Regions from separate parts of the Homo sapiens genome. Here region 1 is linked to region 2. Evidence: read pairs that join two places in POLR2A ChIA-PET (ENCODE). Cell type or tissue: endothelial cell of umbilical vein. All regions are shown on one strand. Links, peaks and the distances in the headings refer to the core of each region. The heading gives the core; the rest is flanking DNA.

The links. Peaks named below come from ENCODE experiments on the same cell type or tissue, not always from the same donor. Only the 100,000 strongest peaks of a DNase experiment are listed, where the experiment ranks them.
Region 1: POLR2A ChIA-PET joins it to region 2 with 7 read pairs; 2 of 35 experiments call an interaction of 5 or more read pairs at or near these places.

What each region holds. Positions count from the first base shown.
Region 1 is chr19:45,838,581-45,843,029 of GRCh38, reverse strand. SYMPK (symplekin scaffold protein) reads left to right here. Exons shown (of 27, transcript NM_004819.3): 9 at 541-780; 10 at 4,415-4,449. Among named protein-coding and RNA genes, the nearest start is that of SYMPK, 22 kb to the left of the region's middle. In endothelial cell of umbilical vein, for the core only: no CTCF peak of the experiment used is centred there; no DNase peak of the experiment used is centred there.
Region 2 is chr19:45,584,921-45,589,323 of GRCh38, reverse strand. No RefSeq gene overlaps it. Among named protein-coding and RNA genes, the nearest start is that of OPA3, 2.3 kb to the right of the region's middle. In endothelial cell of umbilical vein, for the core only: no CTCF peak of the experiment used is centred there; no DNase peak of the experiment used is centred there; H3K4me3 peaks cover 491 bases; H3K27ac peaks cover 938 bases.

The sequences.
Region 1 (4,449 bases), core at 276-4,275, 250 kb before region 2:
TCGGAAGGAGACTGGAGAAGGGGGGTCTCCCTTAACGGAGAGTGGGTTGTGTTGTTGGCTGAGGAAGGGGCAGTGGATGCTAGGCAGGCAGAATTACAGGCATCCTTTTTCACTGTGGAACAGGGGAGGCTCACTTATCAGGGTGACCATTAGAAAGTCATCCTGGCGTCAGGGAGACTAGCAGTGAGCTGTTGCAGCAGTTCAGTTGGGGGTTTCTGGAGGCAAAAGTGGTGATTATAACCCTCCCCAAGCGAAGCATATGTGAATTTCCAGACCAGAGATGGAGGAGGACGAAATTGTATGTATTTACTAAAAGAGAGGGTGAGTTTTTCTCTTTAAGATTGACTGATACTGATGGAGACCCCCAGGGTTTGAAGCATCAGCTTGTAAGGCGGAAAGCCACACGTTAGATCTGAGGGTGAAGGAACTTTTCTAGTAGATGCCTGCAAGACCACTGCCCAAGTTTGGGGTTGAGAATTAAGACTGGCAGCATGCCATGAGATCTTCCACAAGACACAGCTCCTGCCACTTTCCTCACAGCCAACCTGCCCCCGACGCTGGCCAAATCGCAGGTGAGCAGTGTGCGTAAGAATCTGAAGCTGCACCTGTTGAGTGTGCTGAAGCACCCGGCTTCCTTGGAGTTCCAGGCCCAGATCACCACCCTGCTGGTGGACCTGGGCACACCTCAGGCCGAGATCGCCCGCAACATGCCGAGCAGCAAGGACACCCGCAAGCGGCCCCGCGATGACTCGGACTCCACACTCAAGAAGATGAAGCTGGGTGAGAGGGGCTGGTGGGGTGGGGCAGGCAGACCATGCTGAAATGTTTCATTATTTACCTTAAACTATGCTGAATTTGTATTTACTAAGATTATATTATAGATTATGTTATGTGGGCCAGGCACAGTGGCTCACACCTGTATTCCCAGCACTTTGGGAAGCTGAGGCGGGCAGATCACTTGAGGCCGGGGTTCAAGACCAACCTAGGCAACATGGCAAAACCCTGTCTCTAATTTTAAAAAATTATAAAATAATTATAAAAATAAATTACAGTATTTAATATGATATATAAATTACAATAGAATTATCAAAATATACGTTTAATAAATTATGCATTATTTAAATTTTACAGAAAGGAATAAAATGAAAATAGTATCCCTCTTATCCCTCTCCCAAGAAGTAACCACTCCCCAGGTGTGAACACTTCTTTATGTTTTCCTCCAGAAGTGCTTTATGTAGAGTGTGGAGCTCTTCTTTCATTCCTTTGTTTTAGTTATCAGATAATTTTCTTTCTGAAGTAATTTTCTAGTGGTTGTATTATTTATCAATAGTGTCAACTATGGCTTTTCTTAACTTTAAGATTTTTTTCTTAAATCACACTTTTTTTCTAGAGCATTTACGAAAGATTTATTTTTTCATTTTAAAAAATAAGGAATTAGGCTGGGCGCAGTGGCTCACGCCTGTAATCCCAGCACTTTGGGAGGCCAAGGCATGTGAATCACCTGAGGTTAGGAGTTTGACACCAGCCTGGCCAACATGGAAAAACCCCGTCTCTACTAATAATACAAAAATTAGCTGGGTGTAGTGGTGCATGCCTGTAATCCCAGATACTCTGGAGGCTGAGGCAGGAGAATCACTTGAACCCAGGAGGCAGAAGTTGCAGTAAGCCGAGATCATGCCATTGCACTCCAGTCTGGGTGACAAGAGTGAAACTCTGTCTCAAAAAAAAAAAAGGTGGGGGGGGAATTGCCAGGCACAGTGGCTCATGCCTGTAATCCCAGCATTTTGGAAGGCCAAGTTGAGGGGATCACCTGAGGTCAGGAGTTCGAAATTAGCCTGGCTAACATGGTGAAACCCTGTCTCTACTAAAAATACAAAAATTAGCCAGGCGTGGTGGTGCACACCTGTAGTTGCTGCTACTTGGGAGGCTGAGGCAGAAGAATTGCTTGAACTGGGGGCAGTGGTTGCAGTGAGCCAAGATTGCACCATTGCACTCCATCCTGGGTGACAGAGCAAGACTCCGTCTCAAAAAAAAAAAAGGAATTTATCTAAGGAGTGAGGTAGGGATCTTACTATGTTTTTTCATAATTAAGTATACTAAGCAGAGTATTCTGTACCTTGTTTTCATTTAGTTTCATTTACTTTCATCTTGGAGTTCTTTATAGAAATCTACCTCATCCTTTTTTTTTTGAGACAGTCTTGCTCTGTTGCCCAGATTGGAGTGCAGTGGTGTAATCTGGGCTCACTGCAGCCTCTGTCTCCCGGGTTCAAGCAATTCTCATACCTCTGCTTCCTGAGTAACTGGAATTACAGGCGAATGCCACCACACCGGGCTAATTTTTGTATTTGTTTGTTTTTTTTTTTTTAAAGATGGAGTTTCACTCTTGTTGCCCAGGCTGGAGTGCAGTGGTGGGATCTTGGCTCACTACAAGCTCTGCCTCCCAGATTCAGGCAATTCTCCTGCCTCAGCCTCCCAAGTAGCTGGGATTACAGGCATGTGCCACCATGCCCAGCTAATTTTGTCTTTTTAGTAGAGACGGGGCTTCACCATGTTGGTCAGGCTGGTCTTGAACTCCTGACCTCAAGTGATCTGCCTGCCTTCGCCTCCTAAAGTGTTGAGATTACAGGCGTGAGCCACTGCACCTGGCCAGGGTTTGTATATTTAAAGTTATATTTTACCCACCAAATTTGTCTTTTTTTTTTTTTTTTTTTTTTTTTGAGACAGTCTCGCTCTGTCACCCAGGCTGGAGTACAGTGGCCTGATCTTGGCTCACTGCAACCTCCGCCTCCCAGGTTTAAGAGATTCTCCCTCCTCAGCCTCCCGAGTAGCTGGGGCTACTGGTGCGCGCCATCATATCTGACCAATTTTTTTGCATTTTTAGTAGAGCCAGGGTTTCACCATGTTGGCCAGGCTGGTCTCAAACTCCTGACCTCAGGTAATCCACCCGCCTCAGGTGATCCCCTGGTTGCCTCAGTACATGGGATCAGGAGGCACATGGTGTCCCATTGTTGGAGATATTAACTTTTGAACGCTTGGTTAACACAGTTTCAACCAGCTTTCTCTAGTGTCAAGTGCCATTTTTATCTTTGTCAGTAATAAGCTGGGGGAGATATTTGAAACTATGTAAAATACATGTTTCTCTTTAAACGTTCACCCAGTGGTTTTTTTGTGTTTTTTTGTTTTGTTTTGTTTTGTTTTGAGACAGAGTCTCGCTCTGTTGCCCAGGCTGGAGTGCAGTGGTGCAATCTTGGCTCACTGCAAGCTCCGCCTCCTGGGTTCACACCATTCTCCTGCCTCAGCCTCCCGAGTAGCTGGGACTACAGGTGCCCGCCATCTGCCCGGCTAATTTTTTGTATTTTTTTTAGTAGAGACGGGGTTTCACCGTGTTAGCCAGTATGGTCTCGATCTCCTGACCTCATGATCCCAAAGTGCTGGGATTACAGGTGTGAGCCACTGCGCCCAGCCTCACCCAGTGGTTTTAACATCCAGTGATGATTGTTGCCTGAGTCTATTATTCTATACTGGCTCCAAAGAGATTTTCCTTCTACATTTATCAGTTGACATTCTGCTGTAAGGAAGAACTTTCTCTTCTTCTTCCCACTTACTATCAGGAATTTGTTTTGAGCATTTCACTTACTTACTAGCATGACAAGATGTTCTAGACTCCTCTTGTACTGTCCTTGCCCCAGCCCTGGAATCAGTCTTTCTTTTTAAGGAACCCTGGTTTCCTTTAAGTGGGGAATAGTTTCAGAAATCAAGGTCTGAGCCCAGGTGTGCCCTTAGGTACCGAGTGTACATTCTTGATAGCCATTACCAAAGTGCCTTCTAAAAAACTGCACCAGGCTGGGCGTGGTGGCTCATGCCTGTAATCCTAGCACTTTGGGAGGCTGAGACAGGTGGATCACCTGAGGTCAGAAATTTGAGACCAGCCTGGCCAACATGGTGAAACCCCATCTCTACTAAAAATACAAAAAAATTAGCTGGGCCTGGTGGCGCATGCCTATAATCCCAGTTACTTGGGAGGCTGAGGCAGGAGAATCACTTGAACCTGGGAGGCGGAGGTTACAATGAGCCGAAATCATGCCATTGTACTGCAGCCTCGGTGACGAGCAAGACTGTCTCAAAAAATAGTAATAATAATAATCTCTTCTTAGAGCTTATGATAAGCTGCAGGGGTGTGGCTTACTCCCATTTCCCAGATCAGGAGATCTGAGGTTCAGAACGAGTCAGGTAGTTGCCCAGGGTCATAAAGTGGTTTGGCACCAGAGGCAGAGCTGCAGCCTGGATCTTCATCCGCTGTTTGCTCCTGTTTGCTGAGGCTGACTAGAGGCAGGGACCACCCGGGCACCCCGGAAGGATGGAGGGCCTGCAGCTCTCTCTATAGCCAGCATCTTGTTCTTTTCCCTCATCCCAGAGCCCAACCTGGGGGAGGACGATGAGGACAAAGAC
Region 2 (4,403 bases), core at 404-4,403:
GTTGCAGTGAGCTGAGATTGTGCCACTGCACTCCAGCCTGGGTGACAAGAGCGAAACTCCATCTCAAATAATAATAATAGAGTGTCTGAATTTTGAAAGATAGCAGGTATGGCAGTGTGGCTGGAGAGGAGGTAGAGAGGACGAGAGGAAAGGGGAAATGAGACAAGAGAGGGGACAGCAGGTCGTGTGGGGCCATGTAAATCCTAGTGAGGACTCTGCCTTTTAATCTGAGATAAATGGGAGCTATGAGGGGGTTCTCAGTAGAGGATGAAGGTGATTTGACTTAAGTATTAACAGTATCCCACGGGCTGTTGAGTGGGGAGTAGAATATGGGAGATTGGCTGGGCACAGTGGCTCAAGCCTGTAATCCCAGCACTTTGGGAGGCTGAGGCAGGAGGACTGCTTGAGGCCAGGAGTTTGGGACCAGCCTAGGCAACATAGGGAGACCCAGTTTCTACAGAAATTTTAAAAATTAGCCGGGCATGGTGGTATGTGTCTGTAGTCCCAGCTACTTGGTAGGCTGAGACCGGAGGATCACTTGAGCCAGGAGGTGGAGGCTGTGATGAGCAGTGATTGCACCACTGCACTCCAGCCTGGGCGACAGAGCGAGACCCTGTCTCAAAATAAAAAAGGAATATGGGAGACAAGGATAGAAGTCAGGAGCCCAGTGAGGAGGTGACTGCAGGAGTCCAAGAGGGAGGTGCTGTCAGTTGGGCCGGGTGGGTGGTGGTTGTGGATTTAACAAGGAGCAGTGATCAGCTTTTGGAGTTTTATTTTTGTTTGTTTATTTATTTATTTTGAGACAGAATCTCGCTCTGTTGCCCAAGCTGGAGTACAGTGTCAGGATCTCGGCTCACTGCAACCTCCGCCTCCTGGGATCAGGCAACTCTTGTGCCTCAGCTTCCTGAGTAGCTGGGATTACAGGCATGCACCACCACGCCTGGCTAATTTTTGTATTTTTAGTAGAGACGGGGTTTCTCCATGTTGGCCAGGCTGATCTTGAAATCCTGGCCTCAAGTGATCCTCCCACCTCAGCCTCTCAAAGTGCTGGGATTACAGGCTTGAGCCACCGTGCCCAGCCTTGGATTTATTTTAATGGAAGAAGCACAGGGGCCAGAGGGATTATGAAACACGAGTACCTCACTCATTCCAGGAAAAGGGTGACTAGGGGCTGTGAGCAGAAAAAACTTCCAGGAAGGATCCCAGGCCCTAGTCTAGGGCGGTCACCAGAGAGGCCAGGCAACCAGTCCAAGGTCCCATGGCTGGTGAGTCAGCGCTGGAGCCATCTTGGGTTCCCTCTCCCCTCCCCATCTCTGCTTGTGTTCCCATGCCCCAGGATGGCCAAGGCTGCCCTCCCTCCCCTGGTCTCAGGGGTCACCAGGAATGGCCACTGTTCCATGACCAGGCTGGAGAGCAGGAAGAAGCACCCAGCTCTGAAAAGGCCTCACCCTTCAGAGAAGGTCTCCTCTCCTCTTCCTCCTTACGGGTGTGTAAACAGACTCCTGAGGTGTGAAGATTCACTCACAACCCTCCTACCACCCCGCTCCCCCGGGCCCTCCTCTCCCTTCACAAAGGTTCCCAGAAGACTTTCCCGGGAACCCTTCTCAGAGAAAGGAAGAAGGAGGAGAGGAATAGGGGGAAAAATGCACTCAATGATTTTTCTGGGGTGGAGGGAGCACAGAGATGGCGGAAATCAGGGCTTTGGTGTTGGTGGGCTGGAGGGCTAGAGAAGAGAGGGAGGCCTGGGATCTGGGAGGCCTAGTAGTCTTCCCACCCCATCCCACTGCTGTAAAGCTATGGGAATGGAGGTGATGGGGCCAGAATTTTTCTTTTCTCTCTTTTTTTTTTTTTTGAGACTGAGTTTCGCTCTTGGTTGCCCAGGCTGGAGTGCAATGGCGCGATCTCGGCTCACCGCAACTTCCGCCTCCTGGGTTCAAGCAATTCTCCTGCCTCAGCCTCCCGAGTAGCTGGAATTACAGGCATGTGCCACCACGCTCTGCTAATTTTGTATTTTTAGTAGAGACGGGGTTTCTCCATGTTGGCCAGACTGGTCTCAAACTCCTGACCTCAGGTGATCCACCCGCCTCGGCCTCCCAAAGTGCTGGGATTACAGGCGTGAGCCACCGTGCCTGGCCAATTTTTTTTTTTTTTGAGATGGAGTCTCACTCTGTTGCCTAGGCTGGAGTGCAGTGGCGCCATCTCGGCTCACTGCAAGCTCCGCCTCCTGGGTTCACGCCATTCTCCTGCCTCAGCCTCCCGAGTAGCTGGGACTACAGGCGCCCGCCACCACGCCCGGTTAATTTTTTGTATTTTTTTAGTAGAGACGGGGTTTCACCGTGTTAGCCAGGATGGTCTCGATCTCCTGACCTCATGATCTGCCCACCTCAGCCTACCAAAGTGCTGGGCGTCAGCCACCACGCCCGGCCAATTTTTTTTGTTTTGTTTTGAAACAGAGCCTCGCTCTGTCACCCAGGCTGGAGTGCATTGGCACGATCTCGGCTCACTACAACCTCCGCCTCCCGAGATCAAGTGATTCTCCTGTCTCAGCCTCTGGAGTAGCTGGGATTACAGGTGTGCGCCACCACGCCCAGCGAATTTTTTGTATTTTTAGTAGAGATGGGGTTTCATCGTGTTGGCCAGGCTTGTCTCGAACTCCTGACCTCACATGATCCGCCTACCTGTGCCTCCCAAAGTGCTGGGATTACAGGCGTGAGCCACTGCGCCCGGCCTGGGGACAGAAATTTTATGTTTTTTGAGACAGGGTCTTGTTGTGTTGCCTAGGCTGGAGTGCAGTGGAGCTCATGGCTCACCACAGCTTCAACCTCCCAGGCTCAAACGATCTGTAAAATGGGAAGGGGGCTGGTCCCAAATGGATGATGGACCTTAGGTAGTCCCAAGTTTCTGCATACCTTCCGTGTGGAAGGGACCCTGGAAAAGGTTGTTTTTATGGAATCCTGGCATTCTTAGTAATTCAGAATATCAGGGTTCACACACACACCAGCACCATCAGTAAAGATGAGGAAACGCAGGTCCCTCAGTGCCAGGAGCTTGACAAAGGACACTCAGAGAGTCAGACTGGATACCAAAGAAGTCCAGAGCCCCCTGATTCTGTGTCCTGAATGTATGTTTCCTCCTACACACCACTCCTCTGTTCCTGTTTTCCTTTTTTTTTTTTTTTTTTTTTTGAGACGGAGTCTCGCTCTGTCGCCAAGACTGGAGTGCAGCGGCGTGATCTCGGCTCACTGCAACCTCTACCTCCCAGGTTCAAGCGATTCTCCTGCCTCAGCCTCCAGAGTACCTGGGATTACAGGTGCCCGCCACCATGCCCGGCTAAATTTTTTTTTTTTTTTAGTGGAGATGGGATTTCACGATGTTAGCCAGGTTGGTCTCAAACTCCTGACCTCAGGTGATCCACCCTCCTCAGCCTCCCAAAGTGCTGGGATTACAGGCGTGAGCCATGGCGGCCAGTCCTCTGTTCCTGTTTTCTTCTGTCCCTCTGCCTCCGAGAATCTCTCAATTACCCATCAGCACTCCATCATCCAGGAATTTCTCTCAACCCCTTCCTGACATTGTTTATATGATTTTACTCCCTGCTGGGTAAGAAAGGACAGTCTGGGACATGTCCTTAAATTTATTTCTGAACTAGCTCCCTGGGGAACCTACCTCCTAATGAAGGAAGTTGGGTTGCTTGAGAACGGGTATGGTTTTATTGGCCAAGATGCCAGGCTATCAACCTCTGCAGGAACCTTGTGCCACCCCCTGCCCTGCTCTGGGCCTCAGTTTCCTTGTCAGTTACTTGGGAAAGGGTTGGATTCGCTGCTTCTGGGGGTGAAATGCACCCTCAGGCTGGATTTAGCATTAATAATGCAATCATGACCTGTATAGTAAGAAGGGCTATTTACTGAGCGCTTAACTATATGAATGGCACCATTCTAACCACTTCCCATGGTCCACTGTTTTACACTCAAGATTAGCATAGAAGCCTCACAACAACCCAAAGAGGCAACTGCTATTAGGATTCCCATTTGGTAGACGGTAATACTGAAGTCCAGAGAGGTTATGCCACTCATCTAATATTACACAGCGAGGAAATGGCAGAGCTGGGATCCCAGCCAAAGTCTGTATGACCGCGCGGCTTCCTCTTAATCCCAATGAGAGCCCTAGCTTGCAGAGGAAGGTGTATTTGGGGCTCATAGGACTAATTAGGACTAATTAAGAGCCTCCTTTGGGTGGGGACGCCAACTCGGAACGTGACATCACGAAGGAGTACAGTGACGTTGGCCAAGGCGGGCGTGGGAATCCACACGCCTTCCAGCATCCGTTTAACGGCACCGCCCCCTGACCCGCCTCACTTCCGTGTATATTTGCATATTCAGCGAACGGACGTCGCTACGCCAGCGTCG